Regions from separate parts of the Mus musculus genome. Here region 1 is linked to region 2. Evidence: chromatin contacts called from ENCODE Hi-C data. All regions are on one chromosome and are shown on one strand. Each heading gives the region's core, a stretch centred on a gene start or an enhancer-like site at or near the end of the contact. The rest is flanking DNA. Distances are from core to core; before and after follow the strand shown. Region 1 holds the start of A730081D07Rik (RIKEN cDNA A730081D07 gene). Region 2 holds the start of Txndc5 (thioredoxin domain containing 5).

What was found. Hi-C counts contacts between places; a loop is a spot of excess contacts on that map.
Region 1: a map of regulatory T cell shows a loop between it and region 2 (5-fold over the local background). The contact joins the promoter of A730081D07Rik here to the promoter of Txndc5 in region 2. A Hi-C loop is called at or near these places in 2 of 37 maps with a recorded cell type or tissue (left cerebral cortex and regulatory T cell).

Annotation. Positions count from the first base shown.
Region 1 is chr13:40,999,131-41,005,019 of GRCm38, reverse strand. It overlaps A730081D07Rik (RIKEN cDNA A730081D07 gene), which reads left to right and starts at 3,874. Exons shown (of 5, transcript NR_155347.1): 1 at 3,874-3,954. Pak1ip1 (PAK1 interacting protein 1) reads right to left here and starts at 4,010. Exons shown (of 10, transcript NM_026550.3): 1 at 3,607-4,010; 2 at 121-283. The coding sequence starts at 3,690.
Region 2 is chr13:38,526,640-38,532,364 of GRCm38, reverse strand. Txndc5 (thioredoxin domain containing 5) reads left to right here and starts at 3,881. Exons shown (of 10, transcript NM_145367.4): 1 at 3,881-4,177. The coding sequence starts at 3,957. It overlaps Gm31834 (a long non-coding RNA gene), which reads right to left and starts at 4,462. Exons shown (of 2, transcript XR_382215.4): 1 at 2,403-4,462; 2 at 1-2,058.

The DNA.
Region 1 (5,889 bases), core at 2,625-5,124, 2.5 Mb before region 2:
CTCTCTCTGTCTCCCCTCCCATAACGGACTAAGCCCTCAAAAAACTGAACACTCTCTTTTATAAGAGATGCCTCGATCATGGCGTCTCCTCGCAGCAACAGAGCACGGAGACAAACGTACCAGCGTGATGCACCAGAGCCCCATGCTCCACCTTCCTTTTCATGTCATAAATGTGAATCGTCTCATCTTTGCTGCCAGAGACTACATAGCGACTGTTGGAGGCCAGCACCGACAGGGAGGCAGTGTGCGAGTGGTGAGTGAAATCAGCCACAGGAGTCCATGTCTGAGAAGGAAGGGGACATCGTCAACAGCACAGTCATATCACAGCTCTCTGAGAATACAGTGCCGCTACCCATCAAAGCAAGCAGTGGACCCTGCGAGGGGAGAAAACTATGTACTAATACACAGATTAGAGGGACCAAGAAGGGCCAAAGACCTGACTAAGGAGCGTATTGAAAGGACGTGAACTCAGTAACACACCTCCAGATCCCGGTAATGTAGACGGCCATAGACTTACACATCAGTCATTCATTCAAATGTTCAACTTTTTATGTGGATTAATTCCAATAACAACTGCTCCTTTTTCTATGTCTATGTAACTATTCTATTCTATGTGCTTGATACCACTATGGGTAGTAGAAAAAAGCAAAAAACAGAGGTCTGTATTCAAATACAACTTCCACTTTAAGGAAAGAGATAGAAAACAAGTTAATGTGACGCTACACAGAAATAAACATAAGCCCTATAAAGAAAAAAATAGGACCGTATGGGCATATTTTCCTAAGTACTACCGTGAGCCCGAGAGAACTGCTAGTAATACGGCTCGGGAAGCAGACTCTCTTTACCGTACACTTCTGGTTTGAGAATGATGACTGGATCAGTACAAAGAACAGGAGAAGGCACGCACACACATGCAGCGCTCTTCAAATGGAAGGAGTTACAAGAGAAAATTTATTAACCAAACAAACTCAAAACCAAAACCAACCAGCAAAGTTCTCTACTTTAAAGTTAATCACTACATATCACACCTTAAAGAACTATAGGAGGGCTGGAGAGATGGCTCATCAGTTAAGAGCACTGGCTGCTCTTCCAAAGGTCCTGAGTTCAAATCCCAGCAACCACATGGTGGCTCACAACCATCCGCAACGAGCTCTGACACCCTCTTCTAGTGTGTGTGACTACAGCTACAGTGCACTTACATATAATAGATAAATAAATCTTAAAAAGAAAAAAAAGAACTATAAGAGCAGATAGTCCATTCATTAGTCAGGAGCAACAGGCCTCCTTTCAGTCAAGACACAATGGTAGTTATGGTCATACTTTTAAGTTTCTTTCGCTCTAGCCCTCGCCTCTTCTCACCTTCTCTCTTCTCTCTCCCCCCTTCACCCCCATCCCCCCGCCTCGCCCTGTGAGACAGGGTCTCACTTTGTAGCTATGACTGTCCTCCCAAGTGCTGGGATTAAATACATATGCAGCACAGCTGGCCTAAATTTTAAACTGAATCCTCCTGCCTCAGCCTCCTGATTACAGATATGAGCCACCTGATTCAAACACGTTACAGCTTATGTCAAAGCACTGTTCAGATTACATATTTATGTAATGTATGTGATACTGGTTATGCTGGCTACTGGCTGGGTTTAGAAGCAGCACCTGGAACTGTTAACAGCATAAGCCTGGGGACCATCTTGACATGTCGGACTCACAAACCATGACGCCTGGAGTGTCTCTTGCCCTATGAACCTCCCAAATGTTCATCTATAAAATGAGAATGGTTGTATCAGTCTCAGGGCTGCTGTATATCTGGAATGAGTATACTAAAGAAACCCCAACCATGCACTGAAGAGATGGCTCAGAGGCTACGAGGACTAATTGCTCTTCCAGAGGTCCTAAATTCAATTCCCAGCAACCACATGGTGGCTCGCAACCATCTGTAAAGGGATCCAATGCCCTCTTCTGGTCTCTTCTGGTGTGTCTGTAAACATCTACAGTGTACTTATGTATATGGAAGGGAAGGAAGGAGGGAAGGAGGGAGGGAGGGAAGGAGGGAGGGAGGGAGGGAGGGAGGGAGGGAGGGAGGGAGGGAGGGAGAAACCAAGAAAGAAAGAAAGAGAGAGAGAGAGAGAGAGAGAGAGAAAGAAAGAAAGAGGGAGGGAGGGAGAAACCCAACCACAACAGGCACTAAGGAATTTTCGACAAAACAGATCAGTAAGTGATAAGTAGAACTGTTCAAGAAATAATCATTCTTTTTTGTTTTTCAAGACAGAATTTCTCTGTGTAAACCAGGCTGTCCTGGAACTCAGAGATCCGCCTACCTCTGCCTCCTGAGTGCTGGGATTACGGGTGGGGCCACTGCCCTGATAGATGACACTTCTAATCCCCTTTACTGTCTGACTACTATGTTGGCAATTACCTGTATCTTCTTGCCATACCAGACAAAAATAAATTTCATACTGTGCTACACTTAACCTCCATGTGTTTCTCTCTTCGCTTGTTCACCATCCCTTCAACCAAGAAGGCCACAACAGCAGGGCTCACACCTCTGGCACCTTTCGCCCTACCCACAGTAGGTGGACGATAAACAGTGAATCTGCATCACTTTCTTCATCCCAGGCCAGCTGTAGTAGTTCTTTTGTGTATAATGTATTTTTATTTTATGTAGATTGGTGTTTTGACTGTATGTATGCCTGTAGGAGGATATTAGATCCCTTCGAACAGGAGTTAACAAACAGTTGTGAGCTGCCGTGTAGGTGCTGGGAACTGAACCAGGACCCTCTGGAAGAACAGCCAGTGCTCTTAACCGCTAAGCCATGTCTCCAGTCCAGCCAGCGCTCTTAACCGCTGAGTCATGTCTCCAGTCCTATAGTAGTTTGTTAATCAGGACAGAAACTCAGTGAAAGGTGAAGTTATTTTTACATTAGAACTTTAAGAACTACAATCATTGTCAGCTTAAATGCACACCTTATTTTTTCATGCCTTAGGAATGCTTTAAGGTTTTTCTTAACCTTTTAAATTATCAGATAATAACTGTATATATTTATGGAGCACAATGGGATATTTGAATGCATACATAGATCAGATATGAAAAAGGCAACCCCTTTTGAGCTGGTTCAAAATACGCTGTAGTAGCTAGTTTAAAATACACAATTAATGCTGTCAACTATAGTTACCTTTCAAGGAAAAAAAAAGCAATCAGTCATTCCTCCCATCAAACTTCATTTCTGCAAGCATTAGCCCTCCTCTCTCCGTCACCTCCCTACGTTGGCCCCAACCACTTCTGGCAGCCATTCATCCACTCCCGACAGAGATGAACATTCCTCGTTACCTACTGTAGACATTTTATCTACTATAGCAAGTAAATATTATTTCAATTCTGAGAAGCCTCTACTCTGTAAAGAGCAGGATCTTTCCACACAAGCTCTGAGCTCACTCTCCTCCTGCCTCAACCTCTCGAGAGCTGGGATTAGCTGCATAAACCTGTCCGTTTTCCAACAAAGTCCGCCATCCAAGACCCATAGAGAACCAGCGATAAATAACAACCTCCACGGTCCTGCCCCGGAAGGACCAGCCCGCCTGTCCCCCGCAGCCCCGGGGCTCGCGCTGCCTCACCTCCTGATGGCCACTCTTCGCGGGCCCGCGCTGTACCGTGAACCCAAACAGGACCTGCTCGTAGCTGCCGGCGACCAGCTCCATTCCGCAGCACTCGTGCCGGGCAAGAGACGCCGGCGTGGAGACCCGATGGCTGCGGAGGCTGGCCCTTCCCTTCCTCAGCCGGCGCGCGAGTTATACGTCACCGCCCGGGGGCACCTTTTAGGCGCCTGCAAATGGCAATAACGGAGGACGCGCTCCGTCCTCCGTTACGTGGGACGTCACGTGACCCTTCTGCGACGAGCTTAAGGAAGGAAGCCGCGGGAGGAGGCTCTCAGAGCAGAGAGAAAGAAAAGTTGTGTCAAGCAGGCAAGTCCTGGGAAGCCGTGGGCTCCGCCGGCCTTGGGAAATGGGAGGGAACTTCTCCCCGGAAGCCCCAACTTCCGGCGCGCCTAAGGAAGGGGCGGGCCCACTTCCGGCTCCGGTGGCCAGCGGTTGTCTAGACAACCCTTGTAGTTCCTGGAGGGTTGCTGTGATTTGGGGATCCGGAATGCATTTCCTCCATTTATGATTTTCTTTTCTTGTTTTGTTTTGTTTTGTTTTGAAGACAGGCTTTCACTGTGTAGCCCTGACAGTCCTGGAACTCACTCTGTAGACCAGGCTGGCCTCGAACTCAGAGCTCCGCCTGCCTCTGCCTCCCGGGTGCTGGGATTAACTATGATTTTCTTATTTGCAGCCAGTCTCACTTCGTCGCCCAGCCTGGCGCCTCCTTGCACCCGTTTTCCTCCTGCAGCTTCCCCATGGCTCGGATCACAAGCAAAGGGTTTTGTTTTCGTGCCGAGAGAGAGCAGATTAGGGTCGGCCCGGGGACGGTCAGGGCTCGCGGGACCCGGAGTTGGCAGTGTCCCCTCGCTGGATTGCGAGCCCGGGCCTGCCAGTCCGTGTCCCGCCTGCAGGCAAGCCGTCCATCTCCTCAGCTTTTCTTGCCTACTGGCTTCTTGTATCTAATCAGACTGGCCATGTGCTGACCTATGGTACAGGAAAAAAGATTTGTCTTGAGGGAGGAGGACAGTGGCTACATCTCTACCCGAGTTAAGGGACAAAGTGCAGGGCTGGAGAGATAGCTAGGCGGTTGAGAGCACTGTCTGCTCTTCCAGAGGTCCTGAGTTCATTTCCCAGCAACCACATGGTGGCTCACAAACATCTGTGATGGGGTCTAGTGCCCTCTTCTGGTGTGTCTGAAGGAAGCAATGGTGGTGTACTCCTATGCATAAAGATAAATAAATAAATCTTTAAGGGGGGGAGGTGCAGAGGTTAATGAAAGCAATAATATCCTTTTTTCCTTTCTCTTTAGGCGGGGTCAGGGATGAGTGCATATGTCAAAGCGGGTGGGTTGGTGCTTATGTCAGATCTTCACACAGGCCTGTGAATTAATGGAGTTCTTAAGTGCTTAGACATTGTTTCCAAACACTTGTTCTCTAAGGCTGCAAATTGTCGACACAGCCTCTTTTGCTTGAGTATAGGGGGAAGTAATTAATTTGACTTTGGGTGTTTTGATGATTTTTCAATTGTGTAAAGGCTCTTCCAGTTTGGGCTATTCCACTTGCAACCCTTGTGTTACTTAATTTATCTCCAGGTATTGCTAAGTTGTCCTGAGCATGTTAATCATTTTCACCAGAGAACCACTAAAGTTGGAACATGTCTCCTTAGCTTGGAACAAAGTGAAAAGTCTCATCTTGTCCATACATGGTGTGTTACAGTTTACATTGGGTCATACTCATTTTAATGCAATAGTAATCATATCAAAAAAAATGGGGGTGGGGGATGAGTAAAACTGCTTCAGAACCCTGTGGTTTATTTACCCTATTGTTCCTGGAAGCGCCTCGCCCCCTTATTACCACCAGGGAAATACCAGCTGCTGTTGGAGAAATATAAGTGCGGGTATTTGTTTTGTTTTGTGTTTTTTGTTTTATGGTTTTGTTTTTGAGACAGTGTTTCTCTGTATAGCCCTGGCTGTCCTGGAACTCACTTTGTAGACCAGGCTGGCCTTGAACTCAAGAAATCCACCTGCCTCTGCCTCCCAAGTGCTGGGATTAAAGGCGTGCACCACCATGCCTGGCAAGTGCAGGTATTTTTAAAATTACAACAGAGGAAGTGTGATTGCTAAAAGTTCTTCATCTCCATTTTGTTAATTTCCCTTATCTTTCTTGGAGAAAGTTACCTAAAGATCTCCCATGCTCCTGGTGGCTTGGTAGAATTAGTATTGTGAAAATGGCTGTCCTACTGCAATTAATCTACATATTA
Region 2 (5,725 bases), core at 2,632-5,131:
AGCGGCATTATGGACTCAGTGAGCTGGGGAGGGGGAGGTAGCCAGGCTGCCGTGGACTTTGCCAGACAACATAGAGACCTCAGTGGTCACAGTCCAACCAACAGGGAAATTTTCTCTATAGCCTCCCCTGTGTCCACACCGATCCCACGTGGATTTCAAAATCTTTCCTCTTCCATTAGAGTCTCGAATCTATTATGTTATAATGTGTTTGTCTGTGCCTATTAACTATTTAGGAGGCTGTGTTTACCAAGAGCTTATGTGAGTAATGAGTAAATATTAAGTCTCTTACACAATTTTAAATGCTGAAAATAAGACTATTTTCCTGCATGATTCCAGGTTGGGAAATTGCTTTGTTCTTTAGGATTTTGTTTGTTTGTTTGTTTGTTGTTTCTGATGATGATAATCTACTCTTTGCTCCTCTCCATAATCATATTTGAGCAATCATAAAAGTTATTTTTTTAGAAAAAGAACATATTTTCTCTCTCTCTAGAGGCACCCCCAGAATGCTCTGACGAAGTTAGAACAACCGGATGCATTTACTTTCGGTCCCTGCTTAAAAGCAGCATTTTTCAGCCCAATAATAACTCAGGATGCACCTGTTAAAGTCATTCAGGTGGCAACATCTCAGTTTCTGAGCTTTTTGTGGGGTCTTCCTTTGGTCAGAGTGCTATTTTAGGGTATCTGGCACCATGAGGAGGTGGACCGAAAGCTATAGCTTCTCTTGGTTAGGGGTAATTACTACTGCTGCACTTCTCACAGAATGCCCTGGGGCACAGAGAGTGTTGTAACTAGGTGGCTTCACCATGCACCCCAAAACTGGCACTGGAATGAGCTGCAACCCCATGAAGGCCCATGGTGTGCAGTCATAGGACTGTGGGCCATGATGCCTCTGCTCAGTAATAGCCCCCATGATCATGGGTCGTTTACTTGGGACATCTCCCTGTGATTCTGAGGACCCTCTCAAGGAAATCAGCTTCTGAGAGGAGACAAATAGGACTTCCCATTTATTCATTTCATAAACATGAGTCCAATACCTGCTGGGCGTCAGACATCTTCTCAACTCTGTGGAGCTTACACACTGAGCAAGGGCTGCTGCGGAAAGGAAAGGGTATGGCAGAAACTAATGCTCCCATCAGAGAGACACAGTGCAAGAGTTCTCTCCTTCTCGGGTCAGACAAGTTCTTCGTAGTGAAAGGTTTGTGGTGCTGTCTGCGTTGGAAGTGTGTACAGCTATGGGGATGAATGAGGTCTGAGAGAGAGAGAGAGAGAGGGAGAGAGAGAGAGAGAGAGAGAGAGAGAGAGAGAGAGAGAGGATGAAGGTGAGTTGGAGGCAAAGCTCTGAGCCTTTAATAGAGAAGCCAAAAGGATGGCAGACTCAGGTGGAGTTCCTGTCATTGTATCAATGCCGCAGAGAAACAGTCAATAGAGTATTCCTGGTCAGAGTCACATTGACAGAAACAGTAACCATACCAGTAACAGAGAGCCTCCACAACAATTGGCCACTGCAGTTAATACCTGAGACACAAAGAAGAAAAGTATTTGACTGTCAGGCTTGGAGGTTCTGGGCAGTGTTCATAGCCACCTCAGTGCTTTAGACAGCTCCCCAGGGTGGGAATACAGCTCCTCACCTTAGGAGGCAGGGAATGAGTGGTAGGGCTCCTGAGATCGCCTCTGAAGACACACCTTCAATGATCTTAAAACCTCCCACCCTGCATCTAAAAATTCTACCCCCTTCCACTAGCACCACTCTGGAGATAGGTCTCCAACACATGGACCCACAGAGGTTTACATTCAAGACCCAAACCCTAGCACCTTTATCCAGATATTAGAAACAGTAAACATTCTAGATTCCCTTGTATAAAGGGGTTCCTGATGGAAATGTCAAAATCACCAAAGTCACCAGGAATGATGACAGGAAAGGGTTGTTGGGAATTCTGTCATCTGGAAGGCACCACAGTCTTCAGTGAAATAGGAGAGTGTCCTGGGAGGATGGCAAAAACTGCAAGGGCAGATGATGGTGGGATGCTCAGTAGATCCAATATGTCGGGAGCTGAAGGTCTGTGGATAGAAGGGAACACATTGGTAAAGGGTGCTATCTGCCTTTCGTCTCAACTGCACGAGACGCAAGAGTGAAACATCAACCAACAGCCAGCGTTCGAGAGGGCTCCAAGAGCTATGGTCTGTGCTAGTGGTTCTCAACCTTCCTCATGCTGTGACGCTCTAATGCAGGGCCTCATGTTGTGGTGACCCCAACCATAAAACTATTCATTGCTACTTCAAATCTAGGATTTTGCTACTGTTACAAGTCATAATGTTAATAGCTGATATTTGACCCCCAAAGGGATCTGGAACCACACAGCTTTGGGCAGGTGAAAAAGGAGTTGATATTATAAACATAGTACCTTCTGTTGCGATGTCTTAGCAATGAAGTGAGAGAAGTATTGAGGAGCATAAAGCTTTGACCTTGACAGTACAGATGACATGGCAAGAGTTCTTGGATTTCTGGTCACCAGCAAGCCTCACAGGACACGAGGCATGGCAGAGCACATCACAGGAGGCCTTCAAGGACAGCATCAGGGATTTCTATTTTAGTCTGTATGCCAAGGCTACTGGGCAGAGTTGGTGTGCTGGTTCAAGTTGGAGCAACAAATTGCCATAGTCAAAATCACGTGGGCAAAGGATGCTCATAGAACTTCTCCTGCGATGGGCAAGTTTAGGTCTGTTCAGGTTAGGAAAGCCGGAAGAAGCGTTTGGCTGAACTGTGCTTACTCAGAATGTGAGGGCACAAAGGGAGAGAGGGGGCAAGCAAGAGATGCTGCAGTTTGGTGTTTGGAAAACCATGGTTAAACATTTACAGGTGGACGAACCTAACATGAGAATAGTTACAGATGATGTGAGTTTCCCTGCCCCTCCCTTTACCACCACCCCCAACTGTTGCTAACCCAGGCTTTTGGTTTAGGGAGGCTGAGGCTAATAAAGATCAGGTGATTTTCAGAAGTGTTGCTCAGAAGTCCAATACAAGATGGCCATGTACTCTTCTTACTATGCCCGTTGCTTTTTCCCAATAAAAGATCACCATATATATGTCTTATGATGCCAGCTTCCTTTTCATCGGTACAGAGCATAGCTCTAGGACCTCTCTCAAGTGTCTAGTGGTTGTTTCGTTCTCCCTAACTTAGCTCCAGGTTTTCAAGGCAGGGCAGGGAGCTTAGATTGCCACCCGACTTAAAGTTCAAGAGTTGGCGTGGGTCCATGCGCCCCAGCCCAGGCGTTAGCTCTCACCCAGAACAGCTGTTGCCATTCATTTTCCTATCCAGGGTGAGTTAGGGCACACAGGGCACTAGCCAGGGCCTGAAGGAAGGGCCACTTTGACTGCCTTTCCTTTTCAAAGTGAAGGCAGGGCAGGATAACAGAGGAGGTGCTCTTGGGAAGTGGTTTCATCACACCCCCTGAGGCCAGGCCCTCAAATCACAGTTGAGCTTTGGCTAAGAATCTGACTTATGCAAGAGCAAACCCCACACACGTTTGCCTGATTTCCTCCTTTCTGCTGACAGCAGCTCAGCTTGGTCCTAAACTCTCGGGTCTCTTGGTGTCTGATTAGTTATCAACAGAAGCTGCCACTGTTCCATAGCTTGGCAGCTTGGCCTCTTCGTCCCTAGCAGGGAAAGGCTGATGAGGAGCTTGGGAAGGAGAATGAGCTCAGCGGGATGGAAGGGAACCGGACTGAGATAGCGCTGGAGGTGCTGCACAAGGACCCCAGGACCTAAGCGACCTCTTCCTGGTGGCTTTCAGCAGAAGACAGCAAGTTGCTAGGTGAGCCGGCGGGACAGGGGGCGTGGCTCTGCGAGCGGGGGCGTGATTGAGGCGTGGCTCTGCGGTCGTGGGAGGAGCCGGGGCGGGAGCGGCGCCGCGGAGGGGACCCGCGGCACGAGCGAGAGCTCGCCAGCCCCGCCACGATGCCCCCGCGCCCAGGACGCCTCCTCCAGCCGCTGGCCGGGCTGCCGGCCCTGGCCACGCTCCTGCTGCTGCTCGGGGCGCGCAAAGGCGCCCGGGCCCAGGAGGTGGAAGCGGACAGCGGGGTCGAGCAGGACCCGCACGCCAAGCACCTGTATACGGCCGACATGTTCACGCACGGGATCCAGAGCGCCGCGCACTTCGTCATGTTCTTCGCGCCCTGGTAACTGCAGCTCCAGCAGGCCGGCGGAGCCCGATCTGGGACCGGGGACCAGGGACCTGGAGCCGGGGACCGGGGAGAGGGCGCGAGGCCGCGCAGGCTGCGCCGGGGGCGTGGGCCGCGCTCGGGCCTCGCCGCTGACGTGGCGCTAGCCGCCGGCCTGCGAGCTAGGAAGGGCGGGCCCCGAGGGGAGACCCGGAAAAGCCTCTCCACCCCGCCACACTGCTGGAGTCCAGGCATCCCCCGCTTCTGTCCCCTGCCCAGCTCCCCAAACTTCCTGTGCTGGCCGGACGCGGCGGGAGCCCGGCGTCCACGTGCCCTATCCTGAAGGGTTCTTCCTGCTGGCCCATCAATATTGGGTTGGATTGGAAATCTAAGGCCCCCTCAAGATGTGATTGCCCACTTTGTGTGTCGAGGGTAGGAAAAGATAGCCTAGGTCGGGAACTGAGACTTCCCCGGCCCCTGGAGTCCAGCGAGGTGCCAGTTTTGGAGTCTCCGCTGCACGCTGGAGTGGATGTGAGCTGTATTCTCAAGGCCTTTAACTCTTTCACCTCCTGTTCTCATTTGGGGCCCGGTCATTTGGAAAGTGTGAGGTCGAACTGTTCTTCCTAAAAGTCATAACTTCAGGCTTCCATTCTTCGGTTGGGGCTTCCTGGTGCACCTCACTACCCCAAGAATTAGTCTAGACATAGCAGTGCTTTGCTACTGGGGCCTAGATGCTCAGAGAAAGAAGTTCTCCGGTCCACAGCAGAAAGCGGTATTTAGAGCACAGGCTCTTGAGATGTGGGATGTTCTGGCTGTGTTTATTGCTGAGCAAAGTACTCTTCCTCTAGCTCAGTAGGGACTCATTAAGGACAGGGGGTTAAGCAGTTAAGAAAAATGTGCCTGTGGAATCCAATGTAGTCAGTGATTGTATTTTTCTAAAGTGGGAGAAACTTTGCCCATAACCCTAGAGCGGGCTATTACTGCATTTCAATTCGTTTAGTGTTAAATTAACTTTGTGGGGGAGGGGATCATTTTGGCTCACAGCCATTATCAGTTAAGAATGCAGGAATGGGATACACTGTTTTACATTCCCAAGAACAGCCACTTGAGTCTGTAGAACTACCATTGAAAGAAAAAGACTGGGAGTCTGCCACAGTCAGTCGCGTTAATAGTTACTCTGTGCACAAGTCGTCTCAAAGTAGTGATTCCAGTTAAGTACACCACAGGACTTAATTGGAGTTGATTTCGGTGGAATAAATCTAAGGGTTTTTAGTTTTATGAGAAAAGTTGACATGCAGGCAGGGTTAGGTTCTCTGGAGTGCTGATGGAGTTTTAAGTTTAGAATATATGCAATGAATAACCAGCTAGTCTTGGCCAGTTGGGGTATACACCACAGATTCTTTTTTTTTTTTTTAACTCTATGGCTTACAGACGTTTAGGTCGAGGCTGCTCTCTAGGATAAGCCTTCAATTGTTTGCTTCTTGCTATTCTGATAAAAATATTAGAGAGATGTAGGAGCCCACCCATGGCCTTTGAAGGCTGGGTTTTTGATGTTTTAAGGGGAAG